Linked DNA regions of Homo sapiens: region 1 is linked to region 2. A link is a loop called in an ENCODE intact Hi-C map of the cell type or tissue named here. Cell type or tissue: upper lobe of right lung. All regions are shown on one strand. Each heading gives the region's core, and the rest is flanking DNA. Links, peaks and the distances in the headings are about the cores only. Region 1 overlaps USP20 (ubiquitin specific peptidase 20). Region 2 has its middle 66 kb from the start of LINC01503.

Region 1 (9,648 bases), core at 2,765-7,764, 450 kb after region 2:
GCCACCACACCTGGCTAATTTTTTGTATTTTTAGTAGAGATGGGATTTCACCATGTTGGTCAGGCTGGTTTCGAACTCCTGACCTTGTGATCCACCCTCCTTAGCCTCCCAAAGTGCTGGGATTACAGCTGTGAGCCACCGCACCTGGCCCTTTGTGTGGAATATTAAGCACCCAGTGTTTTCTGTACTACCGCCCTTTTTCCTTCATAGAAATGATTTTTAACCATTAATTTTTAAAATGTTAGTAAACCTTAAACTTTTTATGTTGCACATACTCATATACTGCTGATAGGCAGATAAATGTATATACTGTTTCTAAAGGGAAGCTTATCAATATCTATGTAGAGCCTTCAAAGCACACATTTTGACCAATAATTTTTTTTTTTTTTTTTGGTCAAAGATGTAGGCCGGGCATGGTGGCGTACACCTGTACTCCCAGCACTTTGGGAGGCCGCAGTGGACAGATCACTTGAGGTCAGGAGTTCGAGACCACCCTGGCCAACGTGGTGAAACCTCGTCTCTACTAAAAATACAAAAATTATGTGGGTGTGATGGTGGATTCCTGTAATCCCAGCTACTCTAGAGGCTGAGGCAAGAGAAACGCTTGAACCCAGGAGGCGGAGGTTGCAGTGAGCAGAGATCACGCCACTGCAGTCCAGCCTAGGCAACAGACTAAGACTCTGTCTCAACCACGACAACAACAAAAAGACAGTCTGGTCGCAGTGACTCACGCCTGTAATCCCAGCACTTGAGAAGCTGAGGCAGGCGGATCACCTGAGATCAGGAGTTCAAGACCAGCCTGACCAATGTGGTGAAACCTCATCTCTACTAAAAATCCAAAAAGATTAGCTGGGCGTGGTGGTGTGTGCTTGTAATCCCAGCTACTTGGGAGGCTGAGGCAGCAGAATTGCTTGAACCCAGGAGGTGGAGGTTGCAGTGAGCCGAGATCACACCACTGCACTCCAGCCTGGGTAACAAGAGTGAAAACTCCATCTCAAAAAAACAAAACAAAACAAAACAAAAAGATTTAGTCAAAGTTTCACATTCCTGGTGGCTCACACCTGTAGTTCCAGTACTTTGGGAGTCCAAGGCAGGCAGATTGCTTGAACCCAGGAGTTCCAGACCAATCTGGGCATCATGGCAAAACTCTGTCTCTATAAAAGAAAAATTAAAAAGTAGCCAGGCTTGGTAGTGCATGCCTGTAGTCCTAGCTACTTGGGGGGCTGAGGTAGGAGGATCACCTGAGCCCAGGGAGGTAGAGGCTGCAGTGAACCATGATCACACCATTGCACTCCAGCCTGGGTGACAGATTGAGACTTGTCTTTAAGCAAAACAAAAGATTCATATTCCAAAATGTTTCTCAGTGCCTTCTTTATAATGGCAAAACACACATACACAAAATACAAAAATACCACGTCCTATGATGGATAAATAATTCAGTAAGGGGTTGTATAGCTTAAATTATATGTGGTATAATATTATTCACCTATTAGAAATGAAGCTGAAAAGAAATTTAGTGACATTAGAAATATATAAACCAAAAAAAGCTGTATACAAATTTATTGGTTATATTGCAGTTTATTTTTAAAATTTATATATCTGGTTGGGCATGGTGGCTCACGCCTGTAATCCCAGCACTTTGGGAGGCCCAGGCAGATGGATTGGTTGAGCTCTGGAGTTTGAGACCAGCTTGGGCAACATGACGAAACCCCATATCTACAAAAAATACAAAAATTAGCCAGGCGTGGGAGTGTGTGCCTGTAATCCCAGCTACTCGGGAGGCTGAGGTGGTAGGATGGCTTGAACCTGAAGTGGAGAGTGTGTTCAGTCGAGATCGCACCACTGCACTCCAGCCTGGGTGACAGAGCGCGACTCTGTCTCAAAAAAAAAAAAAAAAAAAAAAAAATTATATATTCGTACATGTAAATAAGACTTACCAAAACCAAAAAGGTAACCATATTTTTTTTCCTGTACAGCAGGATTACAGGTGATTTTTATTTCATTTTATGTCTGTGTCTGTTTCCAGCTTCTATGAAGGTATATATCAAATTTATGAAAACCAGACAAAAATGCCTTTAAAATTTTCAGGACAAGTAGGAGAAGATGAAAAATTTGAATACAACATGGAGGTAAATGAGGCAAAAATGAATATTGAGAGGGCCGGTCATGGTGGCTCATGTGTGTAATCCCAGCACTTTGGGAGGTGGAGGTGGGCAGATCACTTAAGCCCAGGAGTTCAAGACCAGCTTGGGCAACACGGCAAAACCCTGTCTCTACCAAAAATACAAAAATTAGCCAGTCTCATAACCTGGTCTCTAAATAAATAAATAGATAAAAATACAAAAAACACATGTTGAGGGCACTTCTTGGCCCCTGTGAGTCACCTGGAGAAGTGTGCTTAGGAGCCATCCAGGTAGCAGCTTTGGGGACTTCTGGGACCACTCAGATGCTCCCACCCCTTCTCTGAAAACCACCCTGTGTAGGCTCAGGGCAGTGCCTGGCACAGGGGCCTGGAGAGCTCCAGGGAACAGAGGCTCTGTCCCCTATGGTGCCCTCAGGAGTTTGGGGAAGAGCAACATACCTAGGAAGCCAGATGCACACTCTTCTTATTTTCTTATTTTGGAAACTTGAAAAACCATTAACAGTAACCGATTTAGGTATTTTTTTTGGTTTGTTTTTGTTTTTAGGAGCAGAGGTTTAACAGGCAAAAGAAAAAGAAAGAAAGGAAAACAGCTCTCTCTCTAGTGAGAGAGGGGACTTCTGAGAGGAAAAGCATTTTTTGTTGTTTTTTGATTTTGGTTTTGTTTTAGAGATGGGTTCTTGCTCTGTTGCCCAGGCTGTAGTGCAGTGGCACAATCCTAGTTCACTGCAGCCTTGAGCTTAAGGGATCCTCCCTCCTCAGCTTCCCAAAAGCACTAGGATTACAGGCGTGAGCCACTGTGACTGACCTTATTAGATTATTAGATTAGAATGATTATAACACAGTCATTCAGGAAGCAAGTATAGGAAGAAAAAAAAGGCAACACAAGTTCATTGTAGAAAATGCAGAAAAGCAAAAAGGAAATAAAAATCACTTGACTCTATCCTCCAGAAAAGATGATAGCATCCTTTCTCTAGGCCTAAAACACATTATTTCACCAAAATAAGAGTTTACTGTAATAATAGGTTTTTTTTGTTTTGTTTTGTGTTTTGTTTTTTTTGAGACAGAGTCTCGCTCTGTCGCCCAGGCTGGAGCGCAGTGGTGCGATCTCGGCTCACTGCAAGCTCAGCCTCCTGGGTTCATGCCTTTCTCCTGCCTCAGCCTCCCGAGTAGCTGGGACTACAGGCGTCCGCCACCACACCCAGCCAATTTTTTTGTATTTTCTTTTAGTAGAGACGGGGTCTCACCATGTTAGCCAGGATGATCTTGATCTCCTGACCTCATGGTCCTCCCGCCTCGGCCTCCCAAAGTGCTGGGGTTACAGTCGTGAGCCACTGCGCCCAGCCATATATATATATATATATATTTTTTTTTTTTTTTTTTTTTTTTTTGAGATAGGGTCTTACCCTGTTGTCTAGGCTGGAATGCAGTGGTGCCATCATAGCTCACTGCAGCCTCATACTTCTGGGCTCCAGCCATCCTCCCATCACAGCTTCCCGAGTAGCTGGGACTACAGGTGCGTGCACCACCATGCCCACCTAATTTTTAAATTTTTTGTAGAGATGGGGTTTCACCATGTTGCCCAGGCTGATCTCAAACTCCTGGGCTCAAGCAGTCCTCCTGCCTCGGCCTCCAAGAGTGCTGGAATTACAGGCATGAGCCGCCCAACATGGCCTAATAGTGTTTTATAACTTTGTATTTTGGGGCCATTCAGCAAATATTTTCTGAGAAGTTACTGTCTTTTTTTTTTTTTTTTTTAAGATGGAGTTTTGCTCTTGTCACCCAGGCCGGAGTGCAGTGGCACGATCTTCTTGGCTCATTGCAACCTCTGCCTCCCAGGTTCAAGCGATTCTCCTGCCTCAGCCTCCCTACTAGCTGGGAATACAGGCTCCCGCCACCACGCCCGGCTAATTTTTGTATTTTTAGTAGAAACGAGGTTTCACCATGTTGCCCAGGCTGGTCTCAAACTCCTGACCTCAAGTGATCCGCCTGCCTCAGCCTCCCAAAGTGTTGGGATTACAGGCATGAACCACCATACCCAGCCTGACTTGTTTTACTGAGTAGGTGTCTTTAGGGTTCATGTTGTAGCGTGTGTCAAAATTTCCCTTTTTAGGCTGAATCATATTTCATTGTATGGGTATATCATGTTTTGTCTATTGATGGGCACTTGGTTTGCATTGTCTTTTGGCTGTTGCACATAATGCAGCTATGAACATAGGTGCACAAATATTTCTTTGAGTTGCCGTTTTTAGTGCATTTGGGTGTATACCCAGATGTGGATTGCTCAATAGTGTGGTACTATTTTACAGTTCTTGAGGAACTGCCATACTGCATTCTGCAGCAGCTGCACCATTTCACATTCCCACCAACAGTGCACAGGGCTCCAATTTATCCACACCCTCGCCAACAGCCAACACTTTTTTTTTTTTTTTTTTTTTTAGATGGAGTCTTGCTCTGTCGCCCAGGCTGGAGTGCAGTGGTGCGATCTCAGCTCACTGCAGCCTCCGCCTCCCAGGTTCAAGTGATTCTTCCACCTCAACCTCCTGAGTAGCTGGAATTACAGGCGCTTCCCACCACACTCAGCTAAATTTTGTATTTTTAGTTGAGACAGGGTTTCACCATGTTGGCCAGGCTGGTCTCCAACTCCTGATCTCATGATCCGCCCGCCTCAGCCTCCCAAAGTGCTGGGATTACAGGTGTGAGCCACTGTGCCTGGCCTCATTCTGATTTAAAATGCTTTTAATCAACTTTATTGAGGTATAATTTACATATAATAAAATGCACGCACTTTAAAGATACAGTGCACACGATTTGACAGGTGTATACACTTGATTAAACCCCACACCAGACAAGATCTAGAACATTCCAACACCACAGAAAGTTCCTTCTTGTCTGCAACATAACTCTCCCCTTTGCCCCAGGCAATCACTGATCCAGTTTCTATCATCATCAGTTTTGTCTGTCTTGGAATTTTATATAAATAGAATCATATGGTATATATGTTTTTGTATCTGATTTTTTTTTTTTTTTTTGCTCAGTTTAATGTTTCTCTAAATCCGACTCATGATTTAGAGCAAGACTCTGCACCACACAGATCTGATCAGGGCCACACCTGTTACAAACTAGCCAGGTGGGCCGAGCACGGTGGCTCACGCCTGTAATCCCAGCACTTGGGAGGCTGAGGCAGGCGGATCACCTGAGGTCAGGAGTTTGAGACCAGCCTGACCAACATGGAGAAACTCCATCTCTACTAAAAATATAAAATTAGCTGGGCATGGTGGCGCATGCCTGGAATCCCAGCTACTCAAGGGGCTGAGGCAAGAGAATTGCTTGAACCCGGGAGGCGGAGGTTGCGGTGAGCTGAGATCGCACCATTGCACTCCAGCCTAGGCAACAAGAGCGAAACTCCATCTCAAGCAAAACAAAACAAAAAAAACTAGCCAGGTGATTGACCTCTGCCAAGTTCCTGAGTTACTTAAGTTCCAATTCTGTGTCTTCATCTGTAAAATGGGAGTAGTGAGAATACATTGAGGGCTGTTAGCCACAGGGCTGATTTTTCTCTCTGAAGTTGCAAGAATGTAAGTCCAATTGCACTTGCAAATCAAGAGTGAGTCTGTTAAATTAGCCGGGCATGGTGGCACACAGCTGTAATCCCAGCAACTCAGGAGGCTGAGGCAGGAGAATTTCATGAACCCGGGAGGCAGAAGTTGCAGTGAGCCAAGATCATGCCACTGTACTCCAGCCTGAGCGGCAGAGTGAGACTATCTCAAAAAAAAAAAAAAGAATGGGCCAAGTTATAACCTGCCCACTCCCTCCCCAGCCACCCGACTGGAGAGATGATCACTTACCAAAGATGCTAGCAAAACCCACACCACTGCAGCTTAAAATAGTGTAAGACTAGTGCCGACTCAGGGCACATGGCCTCAGCAGAAACAATGAAGAAAACTAAAAAACCTGGCTTCAAGTGAGGAGGTTTGGAATTTGGAATCTTGAAGCTGTCATTGTCATGTGACTATTTTAAATGGTAGCTTCTAACTGCCTCTCCCTCTTTGAGCTGTCCACATCTGGGAAACTGTGACCTGCCAGTGAAGTGTGGGTAGTGGCAATGTGTGGATGAGCCCGGTTGTGCCTGCAGCCTGGGCCTGCTGAACACTTGAGGGTCGGGGGTTCTCAGGAAATCCCTGAGAGCTCAAAGGATGGCCTGAGGGGCCTGGTGGCATGTGTGGAAGGGGCCAGGCCTTCCTGTCCAGAGGGTTGATGGACTGTGGTAGCCTGATGGGACAATAGGAGAGGCCCTGTAGACCCCTCCAGCAGACCTGTGCAGGTTTCCTCCTGGGGAGCACCAAGGTAATGCCTCAGCAGTGACTAGTGAAGGCCAGCACTCCCTAGGAGGGGCTGCCCCTGCGTGCCAGCTCTGCCTGAGCCTTGGCCAGCTGGCCCAGGAGTGATGTGGTGGTATTGCTCTCTGGCTGCACAGGGAGTAGTCTAGCCTGTGGACATCCCCAATATCCTGAAATTAGTTCCTCCCAGGAGGAATGCTGGGCCCTTTTTAGCTTCTAGTTGGTGCTAAGAGTGATTTTAAAATAACGGAACTGTCTGGGCACAGTGGCTCACGCCTATAATCTCAGCACTTTGGAAGGCCTGAGGTGGGAGGACTACTTGAGCCCAGGAGTTCAAGACCAGCCTGGACAACAAAACAAGACCCTGTCTCTACAAGAAATTTTAAATAAATTAGGTGGGTGTGGTGGTGCACACCTATAGTCCCAGCTACTTGGGAAGTTGAGGTGGGAGGATTGCTTGAGCCTAGAAGGTCAAGGCTGCAGTGAGCTGTGATCATGCCACTGCAACTCCAGCCTGGGCAAGCGAGCAAGAGGCTGTCTTAAAAGTAATAATAACAGAACTGTGTGAAATGCTCTGGTTCATCCCCCAGGCTCCTTGCCAGAGGCCTCCACTCACTCCAGACCCCTATAGCCCGTCGCTGTCAGCTGTCAACAAAGGATGCGAATGCTGGCCGCTTCCTGTGGGCTTCGTGTCACCCAGAGGTAAGCCCATGGCCTCCTCTCGGGTCCCTTCAACACGGACTGAGGAGGACACATGGATTTTTCTCTTTAGATGAAAGAATGGAATTGTGATTATGGGGTTTTTTTTTTTAAGTCTTTATCTCTTAGAAAAATACAGATGGAATGTGATCGCCTGTGTGTCTGGGACTTGCTACAAAAGCAAGAGGAAGCAGGAGGTTGAGATGAAGCAAGATTGGCCATGAGTTGTTAATTGATGAGTCTAGGTACATGGAAACATGGAAGTGCGTTATATAGTTTGGTCTACTTTGTTTTTTCCTTTTTTTTCTTTATGCTCATCTTTAATGTGACGGTAAGTTCTGCCTGCTTTTCACATTTACATTTTCTATAAGTTAGAAAGCAACTGAGCGGGCCCTTAGGATCTGACCCACTTGAGGTTCAGCTCTAGCGCCAACATTCCTATGAGACCTTAGACAAGAAGGAGCCTCTGTTCCTTAGTCTGTGAAATGGGGCTGATCACAGCTGCCTCAACGATTGCTGGAAGAGTTTTTCATAAACGAATGCACAAAAAGCACTTGGTTTGGTATCTGACACCTCATGAGTTTTAGTAACTCACGTTCTGAATGAGAATCTGGCCAGTTGACCCTGGCTGACCATTTGGGACAGGGAGGGGCACGTAAGGAGGAGTCTGGGGGTCCACCTCTCAGATCAGGTGGGCACACATGCAGCTTCTGCCTTTGTTTTTTGTTTTTTGTGTGTGTGTGTGTGTTTTGGGATGGAGTTGCGCTCTTGTTGCCTAGGCTGCGGTTCAATGGCACGATGTTGGCTTGCCACAACTTCCGCCTCCTGGGTTCAAGCGATTCTCCTGCCTCAGCCTCCTGAGTAGCTGGGATTATAGGCTTGTGCATCATGCCCGGCTAATTTTGTATTTTTAGTAGAGACGGGATTTCTCCATGTTGGTCAGGCTGGTCTTGATCTCCTGACCTCAGGTGATCTGCCCGCCTCGGCCTCCCAAAGTGCTAGGATTACAGGCATGAGCCACCGCACCCAGTCTTTTGTTTTGTTTTTAAGACTCATGCAGTCACAGAGGCTTCTGCCTTTGGTTAAAGCAGTCTTGGCTCCAGTTACATCTTTGGTTGGTTTGGACCTTATTTGGCAACAGTTTGAAGCTATAATCAGCAGTCAGATTCCTGGATTTGATTCTGCTAAAATACCGTAGGTGAAGCATTTATTTAGTTACTCATTTTTAAATGTTTTCTTTTGAAATAATTATAGATTCACAGGCAGTTGCAAAAAATGTACCCTAAGGTCCTTTGTACCTTCACCCAGTTTCCCCTAATGGTAAGAATAACACATACTTTTTTTTTTTTTTTTTTTGAGATGAGGTCTTGCTCTGTCACCCAGGCTGGAGTGCAGTGGCATGGTCACGGCTCACTGCAGCCTTGAACTCCTGGGCTCACATGATCTCCTACCTCAGCCTCTTGAGTAGCTGGGACTACAGGCATGCACCAGCATCCCAGCTAATAATACATCTTAGTATGTCTGTAGTACAATCAGTAAACTGACATTGGCATAATCCATGGAGCTTATTCAGATTTCACTAGTTCTGTAGGCACTCATGTGTGTTCAGTTATTTGCACTTTTAACACACGTGTAGATCCATGTAACCACCCCACACTCAAGATACAGAGCTGTTCATCTTCACCAAGGTGCTCCCTTGAGGGAAGCATTTATTTTCTAAGACAGATATCTTTTTATACCCCTGATTTAAAAGGGAAAGAAACGCAGGAGAATGTTGGGAAAGATGTTTGCTACTTGTTATCAGTGATTTATTTTACTTTGTGCTTTCTTGTTTGAGTTTTGTTTTTATAATGAACGTGTATCAGTTAGACAGAAGCAACAGAGCTTTTTTTTTTTCCATCTCTTGAAACCCATCACCCAGCTGCACCACTGCTGATGTTTTGGCAAACACAGACTGCTTTCTAGGTTGTTCTCCTGCCTTTCTCTCTGACTTTCTCCCTGCTCTCAGAAGACGTTCTCTGGAGGCAGTGCTGCATGGCCTGCTCCCATGGTGGTCTGGTGTTCAAACCTCACTCCGCAGGGGGCTCCCACAAGACGTGGGATAAGTGGTCTGCCAGCACTTGGCCTCCAGAGGCTCTTGAGAAGACCTATGTCAACATCTGCTGCTTGCCTTTTTGAAACCCAGCCTTTCTACACTGCCGCCTTCTCTGCCTGTATCCTTGGACGGACATGGATTTGGCCTCCTCTAACAAAACATCTGTGGTTTTAGATTGTCTGGTGTGCAGCTCCCTGCATGCATGCAGGACTCCCATGTCTTCCCTACCAATAATTCTGATCACTACACCTGTCACCTGCCATGGGCTTTCCCTACATCAGGGACTACACCAGGCATTTGACAGACATTGTCTCCGTGACCTAGGAGCGACCCACTGGGGCAACTGTTATCTTCTTAGACAAGGAAAGTGATGC
Region 2 (5,000 bases), core at 1-5,000:
TCCAAGGCAGTGGGAGAAGCTCAAGTGAACATTTACTCAACAGCCTCCACCACCAGAATCTTTCTCCGGGGCTGAAGACGTGTGGGGTGGCACATAGCGTCACACAGGACAGACAGGCCCTGCGGAGGAGATGCGGTACCGTGAGACGCGAGGGAGCACACGGACGTCAGGAGAAGCCTGTGGCTTCCCACTCCCCTTAGAATAGTCCCCAGAGGCCACCCCTAGTTTGCGGGTGAGGAAACTGAGGCCCAGAGACCTGAGTCAGTGCGTGGCATACATTGAAGCAAATTTGAAGAGGCTCAGCCTCGGTGGGTGGCTGCGTGCTGGTGAATTGTGACTGAGGGGGCACACAGGGACAGGGACGGTGCTCAGGGCAGGCCTCTCGGGGGGTTTTGAGCTGGGGCCCAATGGACCAAGTGTTGGCTCTGGGCCGGGCACGGGGCTTTTTTTGGCAGGCGTCTCACTTCTGGGTAGCCTGCCCGTGGCTGCATTCTAGAGACCAGGAGACTGAGGCCCACAGAGCTTACGAGGCAGCCTGCGTTCTCAGGGTTGGGGAGAGTAGCCAGGGGCTCGGACCTCGCCGTGCCACACTCGCCCGTCCACCATGCCGCCCTGTTCTCACAAGGCCATGGCGCTCCCAGCACACAGGAGGAGCCCAGATGGGAAAGGGCTGGAGCATGAACGTGACGAGGCCTTGCCTTCGGAGGGGTGAAGGTCATCCCAGGGTCCCCCGGCCCCCCTGCGCACTCCCAGAGGGACGGCCCTGCAAGCGGTGGCCACCCGGACCTTGCAGGGGTGAGGCCCCAGGCTGCCGAGGAACGAAGGAGGGGCTGCTCTCGCTTCCCACGTTCCCGGGCCCTGGGTCCCTCAGCCTCCCGGTGGCCCCGCTACCCAGCTCTCACTGACACCAGCTCAGGAGCAAGCAGGAGACTACCCGGTGACCTGCCAGGTTCAGGCCTGGGCTCCAACCCTGCGGGCCACTCCCGGCCTGGCCACCCCACCGCATCTCCAAGCCCCATCTCCCTCTTGGGGACCGTGTCTCTGGGTTTTGTGAGGCTGAATTCTTCTCAGCTCTCAGGTGTTAAGACCATCTCCTCCAAGAGGCCTCCCTGAGCCCCGGCCCCCACGATGATCCTGCTGGCATTCTCTCTCCTCCTCAGGCGGCTCTGGGTTTCTTCCTGTCTAGGTGGAATGGGCTACTTCCTGCCATGCTGTCCCTCTACTCCCAGGATCCAAGGCAGACCGGAGACTGGCCAGTAGATGCAGGTGACTCCAGGGGACAATCCGGGTCCCTTCTCCTCCGGGGTGCTCGAGTCCTGAATTGACTTGGAATGTCCGGGCCCAGCCCCTGCTCTGGGCCCTGCTAGGTCACTGGTGGGTCTTCTCCAAGGAGCCGGGCCCTAGCCTAGGCCCACCCTTCCAGTGACCCCAACAAAAGGAGGGTGGGGGCCTCTGTCTGGAGCGGGCCTGGAAGGGGAACCCACTGCTCAACCCTGACAGCCCCTGCCACACTCCCCAGGATCCAGTAGTGGGGCAAGGGGGTGGGAGGGGCACGGGGATGGGAGGAGACCAGCGTAGGTGCTGAGTCTCTTGGTGGTCTGTGCCTCAGAGCCCCAGAGACACTTCACCCCTCCCTGCCCCCCTTTCTCCTGCCCTCCCTCCCTCCCTTCTTCCTCCCTCCTCCCTGTCCTGCCCTCTTCCTTCTCCTCCCCCCTTCTCCCTCCCCCTCCTTATCTCCCTCTTTCCCTCCTTCTCTCCCTCCCTCCCTCTCCCTTCTCCCTCCCACCTTCCCTCCCTCATCTCCCCAACCTCCTCCCCAGCCCTGCCCTTCACAGCTCTGCTCTCCCTGTTCCTGAGGTTCTCTTGGTCCCTGCCTCTCCCCTTTTCTCTCTCCATTTCTTTCCTCCCCACCTCACCCCCATCCAAGAGAGGGGCCGTGGGGGGCAGAGGCTTGCAGTTCCCAAAACAGTCATCTCTCTGCATCTGCACCTCTGCAAAACTGGGCGCTCTGGAAAACTGAGGCTGCCTGAGCCTGAACCTGCAGCCCTGCTCCTCAACTCCTCCCCACGCTCCTCCCTCCTCCCTCCTCCCCACCTCCTCCCTGCTCCCCAACTCCTCCCCACCCTCCTCACTCCTCCCCACCCTCCTCCCTACTCTCCTCCTCTTCTTTCCTGCCCCCTCCCTCCCCCTCCTCCCTCCTTCACCCTCTTCCCTCTCAAGCCAGTATTTTTAGCTCGCTGCTGTGCATTCGTGTGCAGGGTGCTCTCTGATGCCTGGATGAGGTTTTATCTGTCGTGGTAACCCCAAGGGCAGCTGGCAGACTTTTTCCTCTTAAGTTTGGAGCGCACTCCCCTCTTCCCCAGCTCGGGCCTTGGCTGGATTGGGGCAGGTCTCTCGCCTGCCTGGGTCTGGGGCCCGGGCTCTGCGTCCAGGCTGCCCGGCCTCCCCTCCCTGCCGCTGCCTCCTTCGCCTGCTCCCCCTCCTCTTCCTCCTCCTCGGCCTCGGGCCTTTGTCTCTGGAAGACCCGGAGCTGCTGGAGCGCCTGCCCGCGCCGCACCCGGGCTCTGCAGCCTCTCGCCGCCTTCCCCTCCCTTCTCTTCTCATTTAGCCCTTTCCTCGGGCAGCCTCTCTCAAGGCTCCAATCCTTCTGCATTTGTTCCTCGCCTTCCCTGCCTTCCTTTTTCCACCTCCTCCTTTTCTCCCTCCCCCTTTTCTCTCCTCTCCTGACACTGTTCTCCTTGCCTTTAGGGAATGGAAAAAACCCCACAGTTGGAATGTGGGGACCCCAGCTTCTCTCCCCCATCCCATATTTTTCTCTGCCCTCAGCAGCCTCCCCCTGGACAACAGGGTGGGGGGGGGAATCGGGGGGGGCATTGTGAGGGGATTCTGGGGCTGAGGGGTTTCCTGGAGCCCACGTCTCCAAGGCGAGCCTTCTGCAGGGCCCACCCTGACGCCCATGCCTTTCTGGGACTCTCTGGGGTCCAGCCTGGCTCTGGTGGGACCCCCATGTGGCCTGGGCAGGAGCCAGCACAGCTCTTCTCCTTCCCCAGGCTGTCTCTGTCCCTACAACCTGGGTTCTCAGAGATTTCTTCTCAAGGCACCTCCCTCCCTCTTCCCCGATCTGGCACCAACCTGAATTTACCTTTAAGAATATCACTTAAAATAAGCAACCTGTTGTCCTCAGCACTTTACAGCTTGCACATCTCTCTGCTCAGGTCATGGCAACTATGTACCTTGGGCCCTATTTCACTCTCCCTGGTGATAAAGGAGGCACGTGCCCAGCACCTCGGGCGCTGCCATCAGACCCACCTGAACTGGACCCAGGTCTCACCTCACTGAGCCTTCATGCGAGCACCAGGCTGAATACCTTCTTGGGGCTCAGAGACTCAGAGAGGCAGTGTCCTCCGCCCGAGGTCACACAGCCCCAGCTGGTGCAGAGGAGGTGTTTGGGGGCTAAGTGTGAGGAGCTTGCGACCTCGGGGGACTCTACCATCTCCTTTTGGGGCTGGTCTCATGCCTGTCCTCTCCCCAGGTCAGGATGGGGCCGGGACTGAGGGAGCCCCCACTTTGCTTCCTCACCTACTCCTGACCCCCCGGGCTTTTCTGTGGGGCTGACTCGGGATGGTTGGTGGAGAAGGTGCTGCCTGTCCTCCTTGTCCCATCCAAGACCCCCAGCCTCGGTACCCCTCTGTCCACTCCACTCTCTGGGCCCCCTGTTGCAGTCTGGACTCAGCTTTCCTCCTCCTCCCCTCTCCTCTCTCCCTCAGGCCTCTGCTTTCCTGATTCTTCTACCTGGGCTGGCCCCTGGCTGGGCCCCCTCCAACCCCTCTCTTGTCCCTCTCTCCAAGGGCCTCTCCCTGCAGCTGCGGTGCATACCCTGCTCTCTGTGCATTTCCAGCAGTCTTGTGTCACCCAGCCCTCTGCTGCCTGCATCTCCCCCTCTCTCCCTCTCTCTCCTGTCCTGCTGTTTCTGCTCACCCCAACATGGGCACATGCACACACATGCAAAGACACAGAGAGGCACAAGCAGAGGTCGGTGCAGACATGCAGCTCATACACGCAGCTCATACACCCAGCCCATGCAGTTGCTACTGCAGCAGTGGAGGGACAGAGGCTGGCCCCAGGAGGAGGCAGAGGAAGGGGACCCCCTGCCCAGCCCTGATGTCGCCAGGCCTGCAGGCGCCTCATGGTGGGGTGGAGTTCCAGGCTGGGCAGGCTCCCATGGTCCTGTGGCTCCGTCTTCTGAGTCTCAGGGGCAAGAGACAGCCTTGATGGGGCCAAAGCTTCCAGAATTCTGGCAGGACTCCCCAGCATACCTGACCAGTGCTGGTCCCCGGGCAAGGACCTGGAAGTGGGCACAGCCCTAGGGCAGAGGGGTTGGGTCGGGGCAGGGGCAGCAGAGACAGCCACTCACAACAGGATCTGAGGGGGCCAGGCAGCCACAGGGCCTGCACCAGGACCACTGTGTGCACCCTTGGAGGTGACTGAGCCTCCATGCCTGGGTCTAGTGCTGCCATGGACGTGGGGAGCCTCCTCGCCAGAGTTCCTGGGCCCTCTGTCCCCACTGCTCTCTAGGTGCTGGTGGGAGCCTGACAGTCCTGGGTTTGAATCTCGCCCCCTTTCACAAGCTGTGCAACTTTGAGGGGCGACTGACCCCCTCCCCCTCCCTAAGGGGGTGATGCGGCCACCTGCCCTCAGGACCCAGTGGGGCCTCCATATAGCCAGTCGGGGGGGTGGGGACAGCCCAGTGCTTCCAGGTACGGCTGTAGAGTCAGCCCTGGGTTCAAGTCCTGACACTTTCAGTAGAGGAAGGGGGCAGGGCTGGGGGTGAGCCTCCTCGCCCCGTGTGGGCCCGGGCCCTCCCCTGCAGCAGAGTCTGGTCTTGGCAGCCTTTCTCTGGGTTTGCACTGGGGTCAGAGCTGGCACTGGATGTTTCCAGTTTGGGGGGTTCTGTCTTGTGGGGGTCTGAGTGAGTGGGGGGCTGCTGGTATTGGCGCCTC

What was found. Peaks named below come from ENCODE experiments on the same cell type or tissue, not always from the same donor. Only the 100,000 strongest peaks of a DNase experiment are listed, where the experiment ranks them.
Region 1: a loop joins it to region 2, with 12 times the contacts of the local background. A loop is called at or near these places in 1 of 110 quality-filtered maps.

Annotation. Positions count from the first base shown.
Region 1 is chr9:129,842,743-129,852,390 of GRCh38, forward strand. USP20 (ubiquitin specific peptidase 20) reads left to right here. Exons shown (of 26, transcript NM_001110303.4): 2 at 7,071-7,182. Among named protein-coding and RNA genes, the nearest start is that of USP20, 12 kb to the left of the region's middle. In upper lobe of right lung, for the core only: no CTCF peak of the experiment used is centred there; no DNase peak of the experiment used is centred there.
Region 2 is chr9:129,400,043-129,405,042 of GRCh38, forward strand. No RefSeq gene overlaps it. Among named protein-coding and RNA genes, the nearest start is that of LINC01503, 66 kb to the left of the region's middle. RefSeq lists enhancers at 4,375-4,980, 4,981-5,000. In upper lobe of right lung, for the core only: no CTCF peak of the experiment used is centred there; no DNase peak of the experiment used is centred there; H3K27ac peaks cover 416 bases.